Regions from separate parts of the Homo sapiens genome. Here region 1 is linked to region 2. Evidence: chromatin loops called from intact Hi-C (ENCODE). Cell type or tissue: heart right ventricle. All regions are shown on one strand.

Evidence for each region. A loop is a pair of places that touch in the nucleus more often than their neighbours do. Peaks named below come from ENCODE experiments on the same cell type or tissue, not always from the same donor. Only the 100,000 strongest peaks of a DNase experiment are listed, where the experiment ranks them.
Region 1: a loop joins it to region 2, with 2.9 times the contacts of the local background. A loop is called at or near these places in 3 of 110 quality-filtered maps.

What each region holds. Positions count from the first base shown.
Region 1 is chr6:134,793,912-134,801,911 of GRCh38, forward strand. The region is part of intron 3 of LOC101928277 (a long non-coding RNA gene); the gene reads right to left. Among named protein-coding and RNA genes, the nearest start is that of ALDH8A1, 150 kb to the right of the region's middle. In heart right ventricle, no CTCF peak of the experiment used is centred here; a DNase peak (open chromatin) is centred at 4,009; H3K27ac peaks cover 1,562 bases.
Region 2 is chr6:134,685,875-134,693,874 of GRCh38, forward strand. The region is part of intron 4 of LOC101928277 (a long non-coding RNA gene); the gene reads right to left. Among named protein-coding and RNA genes, the nearest start is that of LINC03002, 150 kb to the left of the region's middle. In heart right ventricle, no CTCF peak of the experiment used is centred here; DNase peaks (open chromatin) are centred at 3,509 and 3,907; H3K4me3 peaks cover 1,863 bases; H3K27ac peaks cover 2,724 bases.

The DNA.
Region 1 (8,000 bases), 110 kb after region 2:
AAGCTGGAGGTATCATGCTACCCAATTTCAGACTATACTACAAGGCTACAGTAACCAAAACAGCAGGACACTGGTACAAAAACAGAAACATAGACCAAAGGAACAGAATAGAGAACTCAGAAATAAGTCTGAGCATCTACAACTATCTGATCTTTGACAAATCTGACAGAAACAAGCAATGGGGAAAGCATTCCCTATTTAATAAATGGTCCTGGGAGAACTGGCTAGCCATATGCAGAAAATGGAAACTGGATCCCTTTGTTACACCATATACAAAAATTAACTCAAGATGGATTAAAGACTCAAATGTAAAACCCAAAACTATAAAAGCCCTAGAAGAAAATCTAGGCAATACCATTCAGGACATAGGCACAGGCAAAGATTTCATGACGAAAATGTCAAAAGCAATTGCATCAAAAGCAAAAAATTGAGAAATCGGATCTAATTAAACCAAAGAGCTTCTGCACAGCAAAAGAAACTATTATCAGAGTGAACGGACAACCTATAGAATGGGAGAAAACTTTTGCAATCTATCCATCTGACAAAAGTCTAATATCCAGAATCTACAAGAAACTTAAACAAATTTAAGAAAAAACAAACAATCCTATTTAAAAAAAAATGGGCAAAGGGCATGAATAGACATTTCTCAAAAGACGACATTTATGGCCAGGTGTGGTAGCTCATGCCTGTAATCCCAGCACTTTGGGAGGCCAAGGAGGGTGGATCATGAGGTCAAGAGATCAAGACCATCCTGGCCAACATGGTGAAACCCCGTCTCTACTAAAAATACAAAAATTAGCTGGCCATGATGGCAGGCACCTGTAGTCCCAGCTACCTGGGAGGCTGAGGCAGGAGAATCACTTGAACCTGGGAGACAGAGGTTGCAGTGAGCCAAGATCGTGCCACTGCACTCCAGCCTAGTAACAGGGTGAGATTCTGCCTCAAAAAATTAATTAATTAATTAATTAAAGTTTCTGCTCTTGATTTTTTAGGTCTTTTTCAGTAGGATGATTATACAGGGCTGATGGGTCACTGGCTGTAGATAGCATTTTCTTATAAGTTCTCAGGCCTGGCCAGCTACGTAATCTGTGGGGCCCAGTGCAAAATGAAAATATAGGGCCCCATGTTTATCAAGCAGGGGGAAAAAGTGCCTTCAAGACTAGTAAAATATAACACTTTCTCCTTTCTTCTGTAGTGTCTCTTCAACCTGTCATTGTGTTTTTTGCTATTTGAGGCAACAGGCCCTGGGAATGGAGTGGGGGAGGGGCTCCAAGATACTCAAGGTTGAGTAGGGACTTCCGCAGGCAAAAGAGAGGCTGCCCTGGAATTTGGCACATTCAAGGGTGTCACTTAACCCAATATACTTTCAGTTGCTTTTACGTTGTAAAACCTAGAACTCGGCTGGGCGCGGTGGCTCACACCTGTAATCCCCACACTTTGGGAAGCTGAGGCAGGTGGATCGCGAGGTCAAGAGACTGAGACCATCCTGGCCATCATGGTGAAACCTCGTCTCTACTAAAAATACAAAATTAGCTGGGCGTGGTGGTACATGCCTGTAATCCCAGCTACTCAGGAGGCTGAGGCAGAAGAATTGCTTGAACCCAGGAGGCGGAGGTTGCAGTGAGCCAAGATCGCGCCACTGCACTCTAGCCTGGTGACAGAGCAGGACTCTGTCTCAAAAAAAAAAAAAAGAAAAAAGAAACTGGAACTCTACCAAAGATACAAAACAATGAAAATAAGTCTGACCTTATTTTCAACAAAACATACTTTTTGAATTTGGTTGCCGGTAGAAATAGGAATGTGAAATAATCCTAAAACTTCCCAAGATTTTATACTACACAAGTTAGGTCTTTTTGCTTCCCCTTTAGAGATAAATTGCCTCTTTCAAACATGAATCCCTTTACTTCCAAGAGAATGAGGAATGGCTCTGAGAATCTCAGCAGTTTGGCTCTGAGACAATGAGCTGACTCTTTAAACAGTGGGAGGTGTCAAGAGAAGCCAACTTCAAGGAAATCCAACTTTTTCCTCCCAGCCTCCTCCTCCTGACATACTGATCCAAAAACACATAGGACCTGACCATTTGTAAGAAATGGTGTCACTAGAAAGTCAAATACTACATGTTCTCACTCATAAGTAGGTCTAAAAAATGTACACATGTGGATAAAGACAGTAGATTGATAGACAATGGAGGCATCAAAGTGAGAGGGAATGGGAGGGGGTGGGAAGAGGTTGGGTGATGAGAAATTACTTAATGGGTACAATGTACATTATTCAGGGGAAGGATTTTTTTTTTTTTTTTTTTTAGATGAAGTCTCTCTCTGTCACCCAAGCGGGAGTGCAGTGGCACAATCTCGGCTCACTGCAACCTCTGCCTCCCGGGTTCAAGTGATTCTCCTGCCTCAGCTTCCTGGGACTACGGGTGTGTGCCACCACGCCTGGCTAATTTTTGTATTTTTAGTAGAGAAGGGGTTTCACTATGTTGGCCAGGCTGGTCTCGAACTCCTGACCTCGTGATCCACCCACCTCGGCCTCCCAAAGTGCTGGAATTATAGGCGTGAACCACTGTGCCCGGCCTAATATCTTAAAGCCCTGACTTGACCACTACACAATCTATGCATGTAACAAAATTGCACATGTACCCCATAAATATATACAATTATTAAAAAAAAAAGAAATGGTGTCAGAAAATGGGACTTAGGAGAATGATTGGAAACTCCTTTTCTTACTTACTTATTGATTGATAATCTTTCTTAAATCACAAAGGTTCTGAGGTGACATTAAAAGTAATATATACACAAAAGAGTACAATAAAAATGAACACCAAGAAAGATATAAATCAGACTATATTGTTAGAATCAGAGGCAGAAAAAATAGGACTCCATAAGCCAAAAGGCCCAGAGAGATAACAAAGGTTGGTTTGCAAATTGTCTGAGTTCCCTGTGACCCAAAGTAAAAATGGAAATATTGTCAATGTCATTGTTTCCCCACATTGTTCATCAGAAGAAAAGCCCTGGTTTCCCAAACAAAGCAAAATATTTTCAGTATTTATCCATCTGATGCTGAGGATTATGATGGATGACTCCCCCCTAATATTAGTTGGGGAGGGCTCTTAATTGGCTATTTCTTGTGGCTTCTTTCAATAATAGGCAAAAGCACTACTACAAATAAAAAATAGAAATAAATAACTGGAGGCGGTGGCTCACACCTGTAATCCTAATACTTTGGGAGGCTGAGGCAGGCTGATTGCTTGAGCCCAGGAGTTCAAGACCAGTCTGGGCAACATGGTAAAACCCCATCTCTACCCCAAAAAAAATACAAAACTTAGCTGGGCATGGTGGCACCTGCCTATAGTCCCAGCTACTCAGGAGACTGAGGCAGGAGGATCACTTGGGAGGCAGAGGTTGCAGTGAGCTGAGACTGTGCCAATGCACTCCAACCTGGGCAACAGAGACAGACCCTGCCTCAAAAAAAAATAAAATAAAATAAAATAAAACAGAAACAATATATCTATATTTCTGTCAATTCAATTCATTCCTCTGAATCAATTTCATATTTGGTGATGAGTATAGGTATGTGTATTTCCAAAGCTGGGAACTGGCTTGGGAAGGGAGTAGTAGATGGACCCAGAATTCTAGAACCCAGGACTTGCTGGTAAGCATGTACAAACTCTTTGAGGAGAAAAGGCCTACTGTTGACAGCTTATCTAACACTTTGTCAAACTGCAACAGAAAGAAAATTCATAGCCATGGTCTGTGACTAAAGAAACCAGATCCCATTTTAAGGCCAAATCCTTATAACCTGTTCTTACTTATATGATTAGAAACCACCTTCGCCTTTCATCTTTTACAAAGCAAGTCATTCCTTTCTTTATATACAGACTAGAGATTGGATAACGTGAAAGATGACAGACATTGTCAAACTTGTCCTAGTCACTAGAGTGACTGATGGCCTCCTGAGAATGTCCAGACCTTCTGGCTTAGTGTAAATGTCTCGGGCTATAAATAAAACGTCAGCCTGGCCAGCGTAAATCTACTAAGGCCAAGAAGTTATTAAAACAGAACCATGAGACGTTACTCAATGAGCCCAGTCTGACACGTGTGGCTATGACTTAAGTCCTCATTTGAGTGCTAAACTAATGCCCCTTACAGACAGAAATATCTGTAAAGACTCTGTCACTGGAATAAATTACAAAATTCCTTTACTGCGTTAATACTTTGAAGACCTTTGAAATCAAGTTATTCGGATGAGTGCATGAAGTCCCAAAAGGGGATGGTAAACAGTGAAGATGTAGCAGGCATGGGGGTCTTACATCAGGAGAAAGAGAAAATAAAGTTTTAACAGTCCAAATAGGAAAACTGACATGGGGTAACAATTAATTATAAATATAGACATAACAAATTTAAATTTCTAAAATTCTATGAGAATATGATCATAAAGGAAGCAATAGATTTTAGCCTTCAAATTAACTTTCTGGTATTTGTTTTAGGTATGAAAAATTCCAGATGGCCACTTGAATTTATAGTAAAGTTACTGTATAAACTCTGGCACTTAAGCAAAATATTTCATCAATTATATATACTTAGAATGTATCATTTTGCAGGGCCAGGTGTGGTGGCTCACACCTGTAATCCCAGCACTTTGGGAGGCTGAGGCAAGTGGATCACTTGAGGTCAGGAGTTCGAGACCAGCCTGGCCAACATGGGGAAACCTGTCTCTACTAAGACTACAAAAATTAGCTGGGTGTGGTGGCAGGCACCTATAATCCCAGCTACTTGGGAGGCTAGGGTAGGAGAATTGCATGAACCCAGGAGGCAGAGGTTGCAGTGAGCCAAGATCATGCCACTGCACTCCAGCCTGGGACACAGAAGAAGACTCCATCTCAAAAAATAAAGTATCATTTTGCCATAAATTTGGAAATCTAATTTCATGAGAATTTATTGAAGACATTTTTTAAAATCCCACTGAAGTGTCAAAATATGTTTTTATAGTCACTTCAGTGTTAATTATATATTTTTATTTTGGCTGTGACACTAATTATCTTAATTAAATTTTTATCACTAGTGCTTATTTCAATGCATTAAATATTATACTTAATGAATGGAAAGTAGTTTAATATCATCTGAAATTCTGTGGAGCCTTTGTAAAGCTAATTTTTCTGCAAGGATGGATCTTAAAAATGCCTCAACCTGATAGATTTGTAGCCAAAGTAATGTCAGTTTAACTTGAACACTCAGCGACCCAAGAAGAGGAATACTTCTTTATTCCAGTAGCAGCTTTATTAGCCAAAAGAATATTGCCCTGAGTGTAATAAAATTCTTACTGTCCAATCAGGTCTTCAGCAATTCAGTTCATCCTCATTCCTCTTTCCAACTTTGCAGCAAAAAGAGTAACCATTAGATGTAGGTCTCCTCAGAGCCCAGCCTTTTCCATTCAGGGCTGGCATTGCTGAAACATCAGCACCTGTTTCTGCAGCGAAGTAAATAAGTGGATAGCACCTCCCTTCATAGCTCATTCTCCCATTTGTAATCACAGACTTGTGTGATTATTTAATCAATGCCTGTCTCATCCAACAGGACATATGTGACAAAAGGGTGAACACAGGGTCCAGGGTAAACACAGGGTCCAGCTTGCACACCGCTGTGCCTTGTACTGTGTCAGGCCCTTACCCACATAATAAATATTTGTTGACTGAAGAAATGAAAATTTAACTTGGGGAATACAATAACAAGCTTCATGATGCCTACCTCACCCTTAATCCAAATGGTGGAAACAGAGAGATTTGAACCTAATTCTCATTTATATTTTAAACTCTTTTAGTTATATTCTTTATCATACATTGGTTAGAATATTTTATTTAGAAAGGTGTGTTTTGATTTCATAAGCAATTAGTGCATTTACCACTAATTGGTAAACAATGAATATGAACAAACCTTTGTATGATGCTAAGGAATGCAGAATGCTGTCATTCCTTAGTCCATAACACTAAGAAATGACAACAAGGCAGTTGTCTAGGATGCAAAGCCCAACCTATAGGAGCTACAGGACTTTATGGGACATTAGGCCTCTCAATGAAATCATATCCAACATATCCCAGTACATGGGACAATTGCATTTTTGTTTTGGGATTGTGCCCACCCTGGTCTATGGCATGGACTTTTCCCTCTGATCTTTTTTCTCTTCTTAAATCTTCTCTCTCCTCATTATCTATCTCCTTACAGCCAGAACTGTGGAGAGCTGCAGGATCACGTGGGATATTCCTTTAGAAGACATCCATCGTATTTTCCTGCTTTCCTGTCTTCATCTCTACACAGGGAACCTTGACATTTTTCCCCTTTGGATTGTTTTTCAAGTATAAATAAATCAGAATCCCCTTGAACTGAAGACACCTCTTCAACATTTTAAGTAATGTATTTTTGAAAAAGATGCAGTGATCAAAGGCATAAGAACATTTTTCTCAACACAGGAGGATAAACAATGCAGCTAGGTCGTCAGACAAGCAATGTTCATTTAACCCTTCCCAATGCAAAGGAGAAGGGCCGTCCACAGGGGTGACAGCAAGGCAGAGTCACTTCCTGCTAGGCTGGCCCACATTTTCCCACTCAGTACTCTCTGACCAAGCTTCAGGTCACCTCTGGCACCCAGTTCTTATGCTGAGCACACCATGTTCTGCCCACTCTGCCCTGCACCTGTCATATGAAGAATTCCAGGGTCTCCGATCACCTTCCCCTTTCCCTTCGTCCCCATCCTTTCTCTCTGTATGCAGACCTGGGTTATCCAGCATGCTCATTTATGGTGAAGATGAGTGAAATGAGCTAGAGGTGTTGGTCACTGAAAGTATTTGCATTGGAAACCAGATGTAATGCCTTAAGCACAGAGAGGCAAGCCTCTAAAGGAGACATCTCAACGAGTACAGGGTAGGGAATTGTACTGAGTCAGTGAAGGTGAGAGAATAACAATGAATATTGGGATGGGGGTGGCCACAGTCCTTGGAATACACAAATAAATATAAGAAAATCAGTTAACTTGGCAGTACATGTAAAACTGGTGAGACAACAACCAAAAACAGAGATAGAAACAAGTATATGGGAAACATGAGTGAAGAAAGCTAAGGAAAGCTGTTTCCTTTATGCTTTTATATCAGGGAGTGAAGGGGCACATTGCCAAATGAAGCCACTTTGCTTATACGCAGTCAACAACTGAGTACCCGCCACCCAACCCTCAGCCACTGCTCACTTAAATCCAGGTCACTGAAACCTGAAAGTTGCTTCTCAACTTCTACCATTTCTTAACACGTACATCTTAGTGTAGGTGGTGTTTATTAATTGCAGCAACAGGGAAACTCCTCCATTTCCCATCCTCTGAGGGCATTTTGACTTATCTACATTTTTCCCTTTACCTTTCCTCACTGAATTTTCCCAGCAATCCACAGTGAAAGGTAGGGATTACCTTACTAGCCTGAGAATTACTTGAATTTTCATCTCTCAGTGATAGTTAGCCATGAAGTTAATCATTACTATTAAAGAAGATCAGTATAACTTTAGAATTGACAATAGATCTGACTCTGAACTCTTCCAACCCAGCCAAGTTTTGCAGCCATGGGAACCAGGTGACAAGAATGGGCAGGCCCAGGTGAGGCCAAGCAGTATGGTAAAAATAAGCACCACTCTTATTCCAGCACAGGTCCCATTTGGTTTTAAGGCCAAATGGTGGTAGAGCAATGTTTTTCACTTCCCTCTGATCACAACTCTCCTATTTTACCTCTTCCTAGTCCCACCCCTTTTATTCAGAAGAAAACAGCTGTGATGAACCATCACATATCATCTTATTTTCAATATTTCCACTTGTCAAACATGTATGAGGAGTGCCAGGTCAGTATCCCTTGTGCCAAATATTTTCACCTCCCCTCTGCATGGTGTCTCCCCGACAATCCAACATGGTGTCTCCCCCAGCCCCTGCCCTGCTCCTCTCTTCTCCTCTCCCATCACTGTGACAGACTTATC
Region 2 (8,000 bases):
CCTTTTGTATTAGCCTTGATTTTTCTTTAAATTCTATTTTCAGGCTGACTTCAAATGATAAGAAATAACATGAAATGTATGAGCTTAGTTTACAAATCCTAACAGAAACTGTAGCTCTGGCAATTCAGGGAGTCAGGAAAATCCACTTTCCTTGACTTCCAAATGACTTTATCATGATAGAAAAGCCATTTTACAGTTTCTTTTCTAAGTGTACTTGAGACTGGCTTTCTAAATATATCCATTAAAAGAAAAAAACGTCTACCTGCCAAAAAGAGTTGGTCATGTCCTCTGGCCCTGGCGGATCACAAGGGTAATTTCTCCTTTCTAAATTGGAAATTGCTCACATCCCCTCCATCTGTGTGGGTGTGTGGTGGATTCAAGAGCTTGTTCGTACTCCCTATAATAATTGACTCAGAGTTCTTGCTCTCCTGCAACACCCTTTACCTCTTTCTGCCCATTAATAACATGTGTTCAACAAAGCCTTGGGGAATGAATCACCCCGGAGTGTAAGATGGTGACATCCTGGGAAGCGGAGATTTGATTGGCATACTGCTTGATGGTTTTCTGAGTTCATCTGAATCGAGTTCTTACTTTATTCCAAAAGAGAGTTTCATTGCTATAAATTATCCATAGCAACCAATTTTACTGCAATAGCAATAATAATAACAATACATTTAGAAATAATACATACTTGAGAATGCATCCTCAAGTAACTTGCCTCCCTTTTTGCTGCACCTGTTACTCTTTGTTATGCAAAACATTATTAGTGTACATAGGCTACTGTCAAAATATTTATACTGGGCAATGAAAACATGCTTAGGAAGTCATAATTTGTAAATTCCTGCTTGCCTAATGATAGTTATTTTGGGGTGCTCAGATACACAATTCCAAACTCTGGATTATTCAGGTAGAGTGCTGAAGTACACTTTCTTAAAGGAATAAAAATAATTAGAGCTGTGAACACAAGAACCTTAAAAGCATCAAGTCATAATTGCCAAGCTCTCTGGTCCTGGCTCAGACATATGTGCTTTCATAGTGGCCTTAAATAAAATGTATTGACTTGATGATTTTTTCCTTTTTTTTTTTTTTTTGATGAAGTCTACTCTGTCGCCCAGGCTGGAGTGCAGTGGTGCAATCTCGGCTCACCGCAACCTATGCCTCCTGGGTTCAAGCGATTCTACTGCCTCAGCCTCCTGAGTAGCTGGGACTACAGGAGCATGCCACCACCCCTGGCTAATTTTTTGTATTTTTAGTAGACACAGGGTTTCACCATATTGGCCAGGCTGGTCTTGAACGCCAGACCTCGTGATCTGCCCACCTTGGCCTCCCAAAGTGCTGGGATTACAGGCATCAGCCACTGTGCCCGGCCGATGATGGCTTTAAAATATAATGTTTATTTTGACAAAATCCATCTATTATGTTGGTAATGTTTCTTTTTCAATTACAGAAGTATTGCATGTGTACTGTTATATATATGTGTGTGTGTTTCTATATATGTGTGTGTGTGTGGTCTATATATATTTATATTACATATTATATTATATATGCTATATATAGTATATTATGTAGTATATGTATAATATATATTACATATATAGTATATGTATATGATACATTATATATACTATATATAGTATACTCTATATAGCATATTATATATACTATACCTATATATTATTTTATATATACTATATTATATATACTATATATTATATAGTATATGATATATATTATATGTAATACATGTATATTATATATGATATGTTATATATTATATGATATATGTATCTATATCATATATGATATAGATTCATATATGATATAGATTCATATATGATATAGATTCATATATGATATATGTATCTATATCATATATGATATATGTATCTATATCATATATGATATATGTATCTATATCATATATGATATATGTATCTATATCATATATGATATATGTATCTATATCATATATGATATATGTATCTATATCATATATGATATATGTATCTATATCATATATGATATATGTATCTATATCATATATATGTATCTATATCATATATGATATATGTATCTATATCATATATGATATATGTATCTATATCATATATGATATATGTATCTATATCATATATGATATATGTATCTATATCATATATGATATATGTATCTATATCATATATGATATATGATATATGTATCTATATCATATATGATATATGATATATGTATATTATAAATATATTATATATGTATATTATATATAAAATAACAATGGTATAAAAAGGAAAATATGTAATGTTTGCCTGCCTACATTCTACTTCCACCATTATTTACCCATCCCTAAACATGTGTACACACCACACTGCTACACCTTGTAAAGTATATATGTGTTCACATCCTTGTATGAACATATATGTAGATTGTTTTTACCAAAATGGAATTATGGTTTACATATGGTTATGTAATTATCCCCACTTTTTACAACATGGACATTTTTCTAAGTCAATACCTCCACCTTACTCGATTGTTATATACTGCATAACATTTGACTGAATATATCATTGTCTATTTAACTATTTCAAATATTTAAATTGTTTCTAATCTTTCCTATTATAAACAATATTGTAACATACCAACTCATTTTCAGCATGAGTACACTTAGTTTAGAAGAAATTATATTCTTCAACTTTACCTTCCTTAGATAGCAAATACAACAATCCCCAAATTACCAGAATCCAAAGTGCTGGAAACCACTTTTTGAACTGCCATTGATTCTGTCATATTGTAAATCAAACCAGGTCATCATTGGAAAGCATCCCTACTCAGCTACCCCTCTCTCCTCTACAGGAACAATGGAGATCTATATTATGTATGAAGCTTGTCTCTCTTAACGTTGTTACAAATTCTTTCCATTGTATTAAAATACTTTCTTTTGCAAGGGAAATAAAAACATACGCTTTAAAAAGTCATACAAATGAAAGAATTGCTACATCTATTTCCTCATTAGAATGCTATTCAGGGTGTGGTGGTACCAGGAAATTAAGAACCCACCCAGTTAAGGTTACTGAGTGATGGGTTCGTTAGGAATTTCCAACAATTTAATGAATTTCGTCTAAGAATTTGAATGTTCCCCTCAGAGAGGGTAATCAGGCATCAAAAACACAATGAAACCTGCCCATCTCCCCAGAGAGAAATGAAAGTTGCTGGTGAAGACAAGTAATATTAGAATCACATCTTTTCTTCACCTATTTCTGGTTTTCAAAGGGGACAATAAATTCCTAAAAGCTAAGGTATCAGGAGCAACCTGATAAAAATATTTGCCATTTCAAATTCTATATTCTGTGAGGCTATAAATGATTTTATTAGTTTATTCCCGAGCAAGTACCTTATAAGTTTTACAAGCAGAGAAGCGGAGACTGCACTCTATATGATGAATCAGTTGCCCAGGAAGAGGTGCCTGTCTCAGGCTTCCCAGGCTTTGCTAATTCCCAATCATTGCCAGTTGCCCCACGAGACAAGCATGACTGAGATAAAGTGTCCTTTCACAGCCACTGAACAAGCCCAGCATTGTCCCTTCCAGTTCTTAGAATGCGCTATTTTTAATTTAGCAGACTAGCTTTTATCTTGCTAAATGAAAGGTATTCTATACACTCTCCTGAGTTTTTTTTTTTCTCTTGCAGTCTCTTCTCCTGGGAAATTGAAAGATTTTTTTGAAATGATATCCAAAGGATACAACCTTGCCTATTACTTCCCCTGGAGAGGAAACAAGGCTCAGAGATTCAAGCCATAGTTTTCTTTACACTTGACAAGGTTTCAAATGCCCAGGATGTTCTTAAAAGTGTGGATACTGTTACACTGTACTAAGAATGCCTAGCCATGGCAGGGTGGTGGGGAGCGCTGGCACTTGGCAAAGGAGCTGGGGTTTTACTAATGACAGATCCCGATAGCAGGAGCCAGGTCAGAGCTGGCTGCATGCACTGCCCTGGGGCCGGAGGTACCTCTGCCAGGCTCCAGCCCTCTGCCTGCCAGCACACAGTCCTGTGGCGACTGAGGATTAAGAAGACCAGGAACCCAGGAACCACAGATCCCTGAGAGATGCTGCAAGTGGGAGGAAGATAGCTAAGAATGGGTTCCTTGCAAAGCCTTTCTTGTTGCTGCCTCCACAGTCCCTTCCTTCCCACCCACTCGACTGCCACCCATATATACTTAATGGGTACATAGTGAAATTGTTCTACCATACTGCATACCCTGAGTGGATTCTTCCAGGAAATGTTTAATCCCAACCAACCCCATCCTGCATCTCTGATTCAATCAATGGCCACTCCCATGGCCACCATCACCATCCCCTTAACACCTCTCCACCTGTCTCCATCCCCCAGCCACCTGGTGGACTAAATGGTAATATTTTGTCTTTCCTGTCCCACAGCCTTCCCGGATGGAATGTGCACTCCCTCATTTGTGTCTCTTTTGTGTTCTGTGCACACTTCTATTGTGCACCTGTAATGTTAGTCTCCCCTCTTCAAATACAGAGACTGGGTCTTGTCTACCTCTGTCTGCCCCGTCCCTGTACTAGGAACATGGCACTCAGTGAACGAATGAGTGCTGACCGACTAAAGAATGATTGTGTATCTGGCCAGTGCTGGGAAAAGCTGAGCATATGAGCAAGATGTCTTCCTCTCCAGGCATTCTCTTATCCCAGGTTGACCCCTCTGTCATTGTGGCTGCTGCTACTGTGGTTACAGTGGTGGTTGCTGCAGGTGTCCTCAACTCTGCTGCCTCCGCAGCCCTGTTCAGTTGTCTGCTGTTAAGCTTGTGCTCTTCTTAATACTTTGGCATGGGCTTCTCAGCCATTGGAATTCTTACCTCTATTAGAATCAGCTGGATCACTTTTACAAAATCTGTGCAGATGTCCAGGCTCCACCCCAGACCAATTAATCAGACCCTCTTGGCTGGGCGTGGTGGCTCACGCCTGTAATCCCAGAACTTTGGGAGGCCAAGGTGGGCGGATCACCTGAGGTTAGGAGTTCAAGATCAGCCTGGACAACATGGTGAAACCCTGTCTCTACTAAAAATACAAAAATCAGCTGGGTGTGTTGGCGCATGCTTGTAATCTCAGCTACGTGGGAGGCTGAGGCACAAGAATCACTTGAACCCGGGAGGCAGAGGTTGCAGTGAGCCAAGATTGCACCACTGCACTCCAGCCTGGCCAACGGAATAAGACTCTGTCTCAAAAAAAAAAAAAAAAAAAAAAAAAAAAAAAAAAAAAAAAAAAAAAGAAGAAGAAGAACAAGAAAAGAGGAGGAAGAGGAGAAAGAAGGAGGGAGGAGGAGGAGAAGGAAAAGGAGGAGAAGAGGAAGAAGAAGCTCTTGAGGGAAAACTCAGGCATCATATATGCATTTTCTGAGCTCCCCAGGAGATGCGAGAATACAGCCTGGGTTGCCTGTACTGACTTAGTGGCTCCAGGGGCTACCAATAGGGGGACAGGGCAACGAGATGATCCATAACACTGCCCATGTAAGGAACTGAAATACCAAAGCATTCCATAGTGAGCTCTGTGCAGAATCAAGAAAAAAAGATGGCTCAAAAGTTTTCCTGCCCCTGAGTTCAATGCAAAAGAGATGACTAGTGTGGTTTCTGGGTAGGACTGTGTTTTTTCAGAGTTTACAACACATATTTCTGGTGCCTGGCCATAGGCATCTCTACACTTCAAATCACTGTTGACACTCCTTGAAGATAGGGGTATAATTCCCCAGCCATTGCTTCTTCAAGACAGTTCAGTCTATGAGATCCACTTGTTTGTTCACCATGTAGTATTTCATCTTGCCATTTCATAAGCTAGATTTTCTAGGGCAGTTAACAGCAAGAAACTTTACACTCCCACCAACAGCATATGTAGGTCCCCGTTTCTTCACATCCTCACTAACATTTGTTATTGCCTGTCTTTTGGACATAAAACATTTTAACCGGGGTGAGATGATATCTCATTGTAATTTTGATTTGCATTTCTCTGATGATCAAGGATGTTCAGCACCTTTATATTATGCCTGTTTGCTATTTGTATGTCTTCTTTTGAGAAATGTCTGTTCAGATTTTAGGTATTTTTTGTTTGTTTTTGTTGTGGTGGTGGTGGTGGTGGTGATGGTGGTGGTGGTTTTTTGATTTTTTTTTTTTTGAGACAGTCTTGTGTTGTCACCCAGGCTAGAGTGCAGTGGTGCGACCTCAGCTCACTGCAACCTCCACTTCCCAGGTACAAGTGATTCTCCTGCCTCAGCCTCCCAAGTAGCTGCACACCATGACGCCCAGATAACAGGTGCACACCATGCACGACAACAGGTGCACACCATGCACACAACAGGTGCACACCATGACACCCAGATAATTTTTTGTATTTTAGTAAAGACAGACTTTCACCATGTTCCATTTTTTTAAATTGGATTGTTTCAAAATAGAAAAAGATTCTTCCTGTGGCTCTAATCCTAATCTCCTGAACACAGTCCTTCATAGAAGAACAAAATGGAATTGTCCTCCCTGAGAGCTAGTTTTCTCTAAAGGTCTGAAATGCTGAACTCAAGACAAGAGATCATAACTGATCATCTACCATGGGCACTGGCTAAATATCCTGGGGGTGGAAACACTCAAACATGGTCCCTGCTTTCCAAGGAATCCCTATTAAGTGGACTAGAAAGACACGCACACATACAACAATATTTCACATCAGATTATGATAACATAGGTTTAAGAAAGTACAATGTAGATGAGGAAAGAATGATTAATTTTGACAAGAAAAATATATTTGTATCTAAATATGGTTTCTGAGAAAATAAATATCTTTTAAGATAAATTTTGTTCCTCTTGTCTTTATATATTTCTTTTCTTCCCTGACACATACACAAACACACATCATATCACAATCATGGATTTCCTTTGGAAAAGCACCACGAAGAACTTGCCATATGGGGGATGGTGGGAGGGTAAGCATTCAAGCAGTTTAAAAATAATTTTTAAAGAAACCTCAGCCTCGGGGCATCTACAGATACACAGAGCACACAATCTGTTCAGAAGGAAAGTTACCACTGTTTCCTGTCATCTCTCAAACATGTCTTCCAAAGGTACAAATCAGGCTATACATTATCCTATATGGGGAATAAACTGAAAATAAACCTAGTGAGAAAATCGTCCCCTTGCAAGATTAGCTGTCCACATACATACCATTTATAAAGTACTGGACATTCGAAATATTTTTATGTAGTTTCATTCAAGGAGACAATACCCTTAGATGTCCACATATAACCAGCTCTCTTTGGACAATAATTGGCTTATGTGAAATGATTCTGTAATACAGATGTACATCTGCTTTTTCACTTGGCTATAACCAAGAGGCAGGCTCCTTGTCTCGCATATTCAAATGACCAACATAGCAGAGCATCAAAGTACAAAGTACACACGGTCCACTGGCATATTTGTGTCAATTCATTGAAATGCTTAAAAATATCCGGTTATTTAATAACTAAGGATATCTGAAGATCAGTTTTTCTTTCTTTTTTTTTTTTTTTTTTTTTTGAGACAGAGTCTTGCTCTGTCACCCAGGCTGAAGTGCAGTGGCACGATCTTGGCTCACTGCAACCTCAGCCTTTCAGGTTCAGGTGATTCTCGTGCCTCAGCCTCCCAAGTAGCTGGTATTACAGGCATCTCCCATCTCGCCCAGCTACTTTTTGTATTTTTAGTGGAGACGGGGTTTCATCATGTTGTCCAGGCTGGTCTTGAACTCCTGACCTCAAGCAATCCACCCCCCTCAGCCTCCCAAAGTGCTGGGATTACAGCCATGAGCCACCACACCCGGCCCCAGTTTTTCTCTAACAGGGCAAGGGCAGGAACAAAGAATGTGAGCAAAAGATACACTGGGATATGGACAGCATAGACCAAAATACTGAACACTGTTCATCATATTTTGCCCAGACAACCTGAGTAAGCTAGGTGGCTATTTTCCTCTGACTGGA